Regions from separate parts of the Homo sapiens genome. Here region 1 is linked to region 2. A link is a contact called in ENCODE Hi-C or POLR2A ChIA-PET data. All regions are on one chromosome and are shown on one strand. The core of a region is the stretch at or near the end of the contact, and the rest is flanking DNA. Distances in the headings are between cores, read along the strand shown. Region 1 overlaps ZNF423 (zinc finger protein 423). Region 2 overlaps ZNF423 (zinc finger protein 423).

Region 1 (4,922 bases), core at 1,859-4,358, 91 kb after region 2:
CTTGCGACTATAACTTGGGTGCCTCACCTTCCAGCCTGGGGTGTCTGACTCCATTGTTAATTTTATTATAACAATCATGATGACAACGATGAATAAAGTGAAATTGTACTGTACAGGAAAGACTGCTGGTTCTCTTTCTTTTCATTAATAAAGTAACCAATTTATAGCTGAGCAGAGGTTACCTTGGAGAAGGGAAGGGGCAGATTATATATCCTATCCTTCCCAGAAGTTAGGTGTGGTCCTATTGCTATTGGTCGCCATAGGTTCTATCAGTAGGATATAAATAACGGCAGTATGTGCAAATTCTAAGAATTGTCCTGAAAGCGAAGAAATGAGTTCATTCCTCCTATCTGTCTGATGGCTGGAATGTGACTGCAATAGCTGGTGTTCCAGAAGCCATTTGAACCATGAGGTAACTTGACTAACCCAGTAATCACTTCTGGTTCCTGTCTATCATAGCACCTGTGACATGTGGTGTTATGTATTTATTGGTATGGCTTGGAACTTGCCTTTGGAGAAGAGAGAGACACCCTACAAGGATTTATCCCCCATATGCTTGTTACCCTTCAAAGCAAGTCCACGGTGCCACTATTTTACAACTTACAGTTGATTTTGGCTCATTCAGACTTGCCAGGAGAGTGCTCCATGATTATATACCCTGTGCAGTACTCTTGATGTCAGAGAACAGGAGAAAACTCACAACACTCAATAAAGGCTGAATATTTGCAACTCTATCTTGCTTGATCTCTTTCCAAAAGCACCAAATAAAGTACAGTTTGCCATGCATGCCCCTGGCTGTCCTTTCCCTCCATGCCTTTGCTCATGGTGCTTCCTCTTGCTGGAATGCCCTTCCCTTCTCCCGCTCCCTCACCCCAGGTTAACTCCTACTTTTAGACCCAGCTCAGCTGTCTAATTCTTGGGGCCAAGACTTGGGTGAGATCAGTGAAGCACTCCCCTGGGAGCAAAACTTAAGTGGGTGCCAAAAAGCTAAGTAATCCAAATAAACAATATTTTCATGTAATATTTTTAAAATCACATTGGCAGGCTGTAGCCTGCAGGCTGGCAGCCCATTTTTGAAAATAAAGTTTTACTGGAAGCAGGGCTGGGATTGGGATTTGGCAGGTGAGGCGGGATGGCACAAATGTAGCATCAGATTCTGTCTTTACTTAACACTTTGCCATTTTTTTCCATCATTTTTTACATTAATTTTTATTTTCAGAAACATGAAAGTATTACTCTGGCTTTTTGTTTGTTTGTTTGTTTTGTATTCACTTAAATTTTGGTCCCAAAGGAAGTGCCTCATTCATCTCACCCTAGTCTTGGCCCAGTTTATTCTTCAGGCCACTTTGACCCCCGCAGCTAAGTAAAATGCTCTCATAATAAGAACGCTGATACTACCTGGTGTGTAAGTCCATCCCTGGGCATGCACAGTACTGCCTTTTATACCTATTTGTCTGTGGGACTGTCTGTCAGTCAGGACAGGCTAGGATATGGCACATTAACAAAAGGACCCAAATTCTCATGGTTTAACACAACAAAGATTTCTTTCTGACTCATATTCCATAGCCATCTTGGATACCCAGGGGGCTTCCTTAACACATCAAGGTCACTCAGAAGTTAGGATCAGGGAGCAGCCACCCCCTTAAATATGGTCAGCAACCAAGCAGAGAGAGAGAGAGAGAACTGGCAGTTCAGTGCTCTTGCCTGGGACTTACACAAATACAGAGCTCTTAGACTCACAATGCATTGGCCAGCAATTGTCACATGGCCCCATTCTATCACAGGGCCAGGAAGTGCAATCCTGCCCTGTGCCTGGAAGAAGTGAGAATCAGCAAGGCTTGGAACACTGCACTAATGACTACCCAAGCTGTCCCCACCTTCCACCCACCTGTCTCTGACTATCTTTGAGGGCAGAGCCTGACTCTTAGTAAATGCCCTTATATCCAGCACCCTACATAGGATCTGGAGCAGATAAGATATTTACTAAATGAATGCAGATATTGCGTATGAAAGTGAATCCATGACAATTTAAAAGGTCTAGGGGAAGATAAGCATGTATATGAAGACAACTTGTAGCCTAAGCTCTGCGGACTATGATACCTGGATTCAGACCTCAGCTCTATCACTTACTAGCGGTGTGACCTCAAATAAAGCCCTTAACTTCTCTGAGCCTCAGTGTTTTCATTGGTAAATGGGAAAAATAAAAAATAATACTTATCTCACAAAGTTGTGAAATTAAAATAAGAATGACGGTGACGTTTAATAACATTATTGGTGCCTGGTATTCTCCTAGGCACCGTGTATTAACTCCCCTAATCCACACAATAACTAACGTTATCACGTGGGTACTGTTATCTCTTTTTTACAACTGAGGAAACTAAGGCAAAGAGATGCTAACTTGCCCAATGCTCAGATTCTAATGCTGGCAGTCCGGTTCCAAAGCCCTGTTCCCAGCCCCAAGAAGCCCTTGAGCAGAGCACATAAGAAATGGCTAGCTCCAGGCCGGGCACAGTGGCCCATGCCTGTAATCCCAGCACTTTGGGAGGTCTAGATGGGGGGATCACTTGAGGCCAGGAGTCGGAGACCAGTGCGGACAACATAGCGAGACCCTGTCTCTACAAATAATAATAATAATAATAAAAATCAGCCATGCGTGGTGCCCTGCCTGTAATCCCAGCTACTTGGGAGACTGAGGCAGAGTATCACTCGAGCCCAGGAGTTCCAGGCTGTAGTGAGTTGTGACTGAACCACTGCACTCCAGCCTGGATGACACAGCGAAGCCCTGTCTCGAAAGAAGAAAGAAAGAAAGAGAAAGAGAAGGAAGGAAGGAGGGAAGGAAGGAAGGGAGGGAAGGAGGGAGGGAGGGAAGGGAGGGAGGGAAGGAGAGAAGGAGAGAAGTGGTTAGCTCCTGATACTCTCATCACTGGGGTTGGTTCCAGGTGATAGTCCACTGGGGTCAGCCTCTACTTGGACTGCTCCTAGCTGGGCGGATCCTTGACCTGCCTGAGCCGGGACAGCGCCGGGGCGGCCCCAGCCTGGGGTTGGTGCGCGGCCGGCCCGCCCCTTCCCTCCCCTGAGCCCTGATTGGCCCGCATCGGGCCGGCCCCACCCACCTGGGGGCCGCGGGCTGAGTGCGCTGCGAGCGGCTTGGTGTTACCTTATTTGTGGAGTTATTAATTACTGAAGGGCGCAAACCGTGCTTCTATGCATAAAAATATGTTTGAGCAGTTTCTACTTAAACTTTAAAGAGAACGTTAATCAATTTTATTTTAACAAAATGACCTTAAGCAGGGGAAAAAAAAATTGGTGTTATTTGCCCAAACAGGCAAATTAATTTCTCTCTCTTGAGAAATCTGAGAAGTTTCCAGAAATAGCTATGCATAATTTACACCTGCCCTGGCCGCTTCTAGTTTCACGCCAAGCCCAGTCACGGGCCCCACACCGCTCCAGCCCCAGCAAGAACTGCAAACGAGGGTCCCTGCAAAAGTCCTGCCACCCAGAAGCCGACTCATTTTACGACCTTGGGAAGAGGATAAGAGGGGAAGGGGCCGTGTCGTATCTGAAAGCCCAGCCCAGCTTGGGTCAAGGTCACTGGCGGAAGAGGGGCGCCTGCCCAGTTCTTTGGCCTGGCATTTTCGGGAGGCCTAGAGACAGTTCCCAGCGAAGGACCATCCTCCAGCCTGCCGGCTGGGTCCTGAAGCATGTGGCCTGCGGCCCCCTGCTTTGCCCTCCCCTCCACCAGCCCCTACCCTTGGGGGTTTCCGGGATGTCAGAGTCTCCAGAACATTCTGCAGCGTCCGTGTGGTCTTCCAAACTCCTGCCCCTCTGGCTCTCCACACCTCTGGTGCTTCCCATCCAATTGGGCGGTCCCTTACCCATGCAGTCGCCTTGAGAGTGGGGTTTACAGTCAGGGCACTGGGGCTGCTGGAACTGTGGTCAGTTTCCAGTTGGGCCTTTCAGTAGCATTGTGACTTCTGCCTGGCCACTGGACCTCCCTGGACTTGGGTTTCTCTCCCTGCACTTCTGAGGGATGACATGACCATTGATTCAAAACAGACAACCCCAGAAATACTGAGAGAGAATTTCAGAGCCACCGATGGTAACCCCTGCATCACCCGAGCAAGCACGGACCAGGGCCTTGCTGTGTGTTTCTCATGCAGAGCCACGGGCGCTGGGCTGGGCATCCATGCTCTTCTCTGTCATCATTTCCCCCTGTGACTCTGGGCAAGCCCCTTTCCTACTCAGGGCCTCGGTTTCCTCGTCTGTGAAATGAGTGTTTAATCACAGCTGTCTGAGATGATCTTAGCTTTAGAGCTTTCTGTGCGAATGAGGCTTCCTTGGGAGGCCTGGATCTGCGATGGGGCTCATGGGTGGCTTCTGAATCTGTAACTGGGGAGAAGGATGTCTGCACCCTGAACTGTGGAGGGGATATGAGGATGTGCTGCACTTGGCAACACTTTGTGGCACACTGAGCACCCGAAGGACAGTTTTATTAGCTGATGGCTTTTAAAGTCTCATAGAAAACAGAAAAGAAAATCAGCTCTGAGAATACAACGAGGACATTACCCTGGCCCTACTGTCTTCTTAACGAAGTAAGAGCTCTGATCGGCCTCCTTGAAGGAGAACTGCCTGCCCTGACAGCCTGAGGACTCCTGGCTGGGTTCCCAGGTGCCCCCTGGCCACCCTGTCTCCAGGCACCGTGGGTTTGCCTTGCCTCCTGACATCTCTGTCTATAATTACATTTCTCCTCTCCTGGGCCCAAACAGATCCTACAGCTCCTTCGGGGTTCAGCTCAAGAGCCACCACCTTCAGGCAACCCCCTGCCCTCCCGCGATTTCCCCTCAGGTGCTTCCTGGGTTTGTTCTTGCTCCTAAATCTTCACAGCACCCAGCACAGTGCAAGGTACACCGTGCTGCTCTGCT
Region 2 (4,930 bases), core at 73-2,572:
GGCTAGACCCTGGGAATCACACCCAGTGCCAATGGAAAAAATTCAGCTCAGAGAAGAAAACTAATTTGCCCAAGGTCACAGCAACTGGAAAGTCAAAGGTAGGACTTGAATTCAGGGCTCTGAACTCTACTGGGGCAGACTGTGTGGGCAGCAGAGAGTTGGGCTCTGGGGGTTTTCCAACAGGACCAGTTTTCTGATGGGTAGGGGCCAATTTGCTAAGGGTTGGCCTTGAGCTACGGACTGCAGTGGCCTGAGTCTACAAGTCTGTGAAAGAGTGCCTGCCTCCAGGTAGTGTCCACGAGTGGCATGGTGGCCTCCGTTTTTATTGGTAGTGAATGTAGTTGCATTGGGGCTAACACTCAATAGACTTGACTCTGTCAAGGTTCAGGGCACCTGGCAGTGCCCAGCCCAGCTACTGCTCTTGCCTGCACCCCTGCCTCTGCCCCTGCCCCCACCACGAGTTCACCTGGCACCATGAGCTCCCTTGGACAGCAGCTGGCCAGGCACCCCAGTCAGCTGCCTGAGCACAGGGACCACAGCCACGGTTGCTGTTCCCAGTGTTCCCAGTGTCTATCTTGGTATACAGTAAGTGGTCAATGCGGGCAGCAGGAAATATGATGAGGGCCAAAGGGATTTGTCTGGTTCTGGCAATTTCCTCCAGAGAGCAAAGGAAACTTCTGGTTCCATGTCTGGGTATGGAGTTTGAGAAACGGGATGAACAGGGTAAGATGAGAACACTGACCTTTGAAATAGCCCTGCCCCTCTGTCTCTCCCAGGAGTCAGGAGCACTATCTGGGGTGATCAGGAGAGAGCCAGGGGAGAAAAAGGACCCCACCCTAAGACAGAGTTTGGCCTTTGCTTCTCCCAGCCTGCACTCAGTCTCTGATCTAACCACCCTGGAGGGCAGCCCGTGCCTCCTTCAGGCTCCTCCAAGTGTGGGCCAGTGACCTACACCATCTGCAGTGTCTCAGAGTGTGCGAGAAGTACCAAAGGCCAGGCCTCACCTGGTCCTGCCAAACAAGAATCCGTGTTTTTAAAAGAGCTCCAGGTGATTTGCATGCTCAGTCAAGTTTGAGAAGGGCTGGCTTGGAAGTCGGGACACCCAGGGCAAATGCTGCCGGAGGTAGCACGGTGCCCTCCAGCCTGGCCTCTGTCGAAGCCCCACCCACTGCTAGCCATACAGCTTGGGGATGTGGCCTGTCCTGGTTTCATTTCCTCCTAGGCACAGTCGGGCCTATCTCCCTGTGCTGCTGAACGAGGACTGGGGCAGCCACTCCTAACACATGCTCTGCACTTAGCTCACAGCCCGGGTGTTGTGAATGCTGGCCGGATGTGATGTTAGAGGCCTGAAGAACCTAGAGAGTGAAGGGGCTGCGGCAAGTAGGAGGGGAAACTGCTGATCTGAGAAGCTAGTTTTGCGTTGGGCTTGTTTAGTGGAGCTTAAATTAGGAGCTAAATACCCGCCAGGACTCCCCGTGGAATTATTACATGAAATGGCAGGGAGACGGGGAGCCAGAGTTAATGCTGGTGATAGCAGTTTTTTTTAAATCTAAAAAAAATGTGTTGAAAGCAAGTGAAACCCCTGGTGATCGCAAATGAATTGCCTAAGTTCTCTTAGCATATCCACTTTCCTGAGTGATGCCTGGGTTCGCGTGAATGAGCCACTTTCTTCTCATTACGAAGGTGCAGTGTGGCTCCTGCAATGACTCCTGGTTCCGGCTGGCAGTCTGGTATGGGCCCGACCCCTCGATCCGCCTGTGGAAGCTGCATCCTTGGTGGTGGCAGGAGGGGCTCCATGGGCAGGGCCGGGCATCTGGGCCTTCTAGCAGTTTAAATGCCTCCGATTAGCAAGTCGGGTGGGAAGAGGTGCTAAAAAGAATCCTTCCCACCTCCTCCGCTGGCATGTTTTGAAGGGAGTTCAGTTATGAGACTATTAAAATGTTATTTTGATAATTAAGCCCACAGCTGTTCTGAGGGCAGCAGGGGCAGGCAGCACACAGGCAGCAGAAGGCCTGGTGCTCTCCCAGGCTCCAGGAGAGAGGGAAAGCAGGAGGGAGCAGGGCAGGGCGAGGTGGGATGCACGACCTGGAGTGCAGCTGGCTGTAGGCGGAGAGTGCCCCTGTCATTGGGTTCAAGGATGCCTTTGAATGACAGGAGGCAACAGTGGCTCCAGCAGGCTTCCAGTCTTAGGTATGGCAAGCTGTCCCCCACATGGGGATACCTACTAGGTTTCACCAAGACTCTCAGAGCAGGGGTCACTAGATCAGTGGTTCTCCAAGTAGAGTCCAAGGACCAGCAGCATCAGCATCAGCAGCAGCATCACCTGAGAGCTTGCTAGAAATGCAAATTCCCAGCCCCACATACAACTGCTGAATCAGAAACTCTGGGTGAGGACTGGCAATCAGTGTTTTGTCTTTTTAGAGACAGGATCTTGCTCTGTCACTGGAGTGCTGTGGTGCTATCATAGCTCACTGCAGCCTCAAACTCCTGGCTCAAGTGATCCTCGTGCCTCAGCTTCCTGATTAGCTGGGACCACAGGCATGTACCACCATGCATGGCTAATTTTTAAAATTTTGTGTAGACAGCGGGTCCCACTATGTGGCCCAGGCTGGTCTTGAACTCCTGACCTCAAGCAGTCCTCCCGCCTCAGCCTCCCAAAGAGCTGGGATTACAGGTGTGAACCATTGCACCCAGCCTGTAATCTTTGTTTTAAAAGACTCTCCAGCTGATTCTGATTCACTAAAGTTTGAGAACCACTTTCCTTAAAGATCACCTGGCAAATGGGGCTCAGCCGTGCAGTGATTCCTTAGAGATTGGTACGGCTTGCTGTGAGGTATGGATGAAGGCGTGGGGATGATCAGCAGGCTCACCACATGTACGCATCCCTGATCTAGTCCTATTCCTTCATTGAACTGGATAGCAAAGAGAAGCCCAGAGAGGGGAAGGGGCTTGTCTAAGGTCATTCAGCACATCAGAGCAAAACTGGAATTGGTAATCAGCTGGGTCTCTTGATTCCAGATCTTTCTGTTGGACTATCTTTCTGAATGCAGAGGATGGATGCAATGGTTTGAATGTGTCCCCCAAATTTCATGTGTTGGAGATTTAATCCCAAAATCCGTATGTTGAGTCATTTGGAGGTGGGGCCTTTGGGAGGTAATTAGGATTAGATAATGTCATCAGGGTAGGCCCAGATGATGGAACTGGTGGCTTTACCAGAAGAGGAGAGACCTGAGTAGACAGGCACACACTTGTCCTCTTGCCATGTGATGCCCTGTGCCACATTACAACATAGCAAGGAGGCTCTCTCCAGATGTCGTCTCTGTGCTCTTGGACTTTGCAGCCTCCAGAATCATGAGCTAAATAAACTTATTTTCTTGATAAATTACTTGTCTGTGGCATTCTGTTATAGCAACAGAAAATGGAGTAAGACAATGGAGCTGGGAGAGAAGAGGTTTCAATTGGAAGTGATTAGGTAAGCCAAGGAGATACCCCATGGTTTATAAACCCAGAATATATTCACTGGCCTGGAGTCTCCCAGCATCCTCTAGACATGTTCTGCTGGGAGTTACTGCAGGACATACATCAGTCCATCCACACATCCATGCATCCACTGGTCCATCCATGTATCCATTTACTCCTCTACCCACTTCTACCTTCCATCAGTCCATTCATCCACCCATCATCCATCGTCCACATGTTCATATATCCATCCAAATATTTAAGTCACCATTCACTCGCCCATTTGCTTATTCACTCCGCACCCATTCATCCATCTACCTGTCCACTAGTTAGCCAAACCTTCCCGCTCTCCCTTATGGAGAGCCTACATGTACTATGCACTCCATATCATTCTCAACCAGTAGAAACCTAAGTTAACCCAGGTCACATGAGTTGGTCACATGAGTTCTGTAAGAGACTATTGAGCCAGGATTATGACAACAGTTGAGTCTCTCCACAGCTCTGCCTAGGACCTGCTCTTCCATTCCTCCCATTGCCAGCATCCCTCTCCAGTGTGCACTGTGGGAGGCCTCATGTTCTCGTCCTTTGTAGCACCACCACCTGCTCCATCCACACCTTCCTCACAGTTCCTTGAGCTATGGTAGTGGCGTGTCAGCTGGTCTCCCCACAAGCAGCCTTTCCCAACTCGTGCCGTTACTCACAATCTGGAAGTACCACACTTGATCATGCCACTTCTCAAAGACTCCAGTGGGCTCCTCAGTGCCTGTAGAAAGAAGCCCACTGTTTTGCTCAGCTATCTTATGCTCTCTGTGCTTGGCCCAGTCTAGGTATCAATGTTACGGCCCTTTGGTTTCCAATTTGTGCTGCAGCCAGAGTGGGTGATTTGGTTTCCAGACTGTTTTTGGCATGTGCTTTGGCTTCATGCTTTTGTGCATGCCATCTCCTGCGGAAAACACCTTCACCTCATGTGCCTCACTCCCCCCAGTTAAAATCCTTCCCACTCTCTGTGGTCCTGCTCCAATGCCTCTCCCTCCTTTTACTCATGGGGTCTGTCCTTGTGTCCCACTGGGATGGGACGTTCCCTCTGCCGAGGGAATTGTCATGTTTCTGGCTCCTGTTTGCAAGTCTCCTGCTCATAGCAGATTTCAGGCAGCTGCAGGTCTGTGTTGTCTCCACTCCAGGTCACTGTCCAGTGCCTGACACATAGTAGGTGCTGTTTCTGAACCCGGCAGTTCAGGACTTAGTTACATGTGTCTAAGATGGTGTAGAAAGGGCTACTGGGGTCTGACTGTTGGGTTAAAAGGCCTTGAATGTTGTTTGCCCCTTAGTACACACGGTGCTTGGCACATAGTAGGTGCTCAATCAGTATTTTTTGGATGGAAGAATGAATGAAAATATTTACCTTCTCCTTTAATGTTTGTAATTTCAAAATAAATATGGAGCAAAGAAAGCAAGAATAATAGTAAAAATT

The links. A loop is a pair of places that touch in the nucleus more often than their neighbours do. ChIA-PET counts read pairs that join two places held with the same protein, here RNA polymerase II (POLR2A). Pooled maps may share reads with other maps.
Region 1: a pooled map shows a loop between it and region 2 (2.0-fold over the local background). The contact joins two enhancer-like sites. A Hi-C loop is called at or near these places in 3 of 168 maps with a recorded cell type or tissue (GM12878, right cardiac atrium and vagina) and 3 of 50 pooled maps. POLR2A ChIA-PET finds 5 or more read pairs at or near these places in 1 of 52 experiments (activated CD4-positive, alpha-beta T cell).

What each region holds. Positions count from the first base shown.
Region 1 is chr16:49,482,722-49,487,643 of GRCh38, reverse strand. ZNF423 (zinc finger protein 423) reads left to right here. Exons shown (of 8, transcript NM_001379286.1): 8 at 1-120. Among named protein-coding and RNA genes, the nearest start is that of LINC02179, 19 kb to the right of the region's middle. RefSeq lists a silencer at 2,959-3,138. Within about 2 kb of position 3,108, at least 8 of the 41 ENCODE cell types and tissues checked have a DNase peak (open chromatin) inside an H3K27ac peak, as active enhancers do.
Region 2 is chr16:49,571,868-49,576,797 of GRCh38, reverse strand. The region is part of intron 5 of ZNF423 (zinc finger protein 423); the gene reads left to right. Among named protein-coding and RNA genes, the nearest start is that of LINC02179, 110 kb to the right of the region's middle. Within about 2 kb of position 1,322, at least 9 of the 41 ENCODE cell types and tissues checked have a DNase peak (open chromatin) inside an H3K27ac peak, as active enhancers do.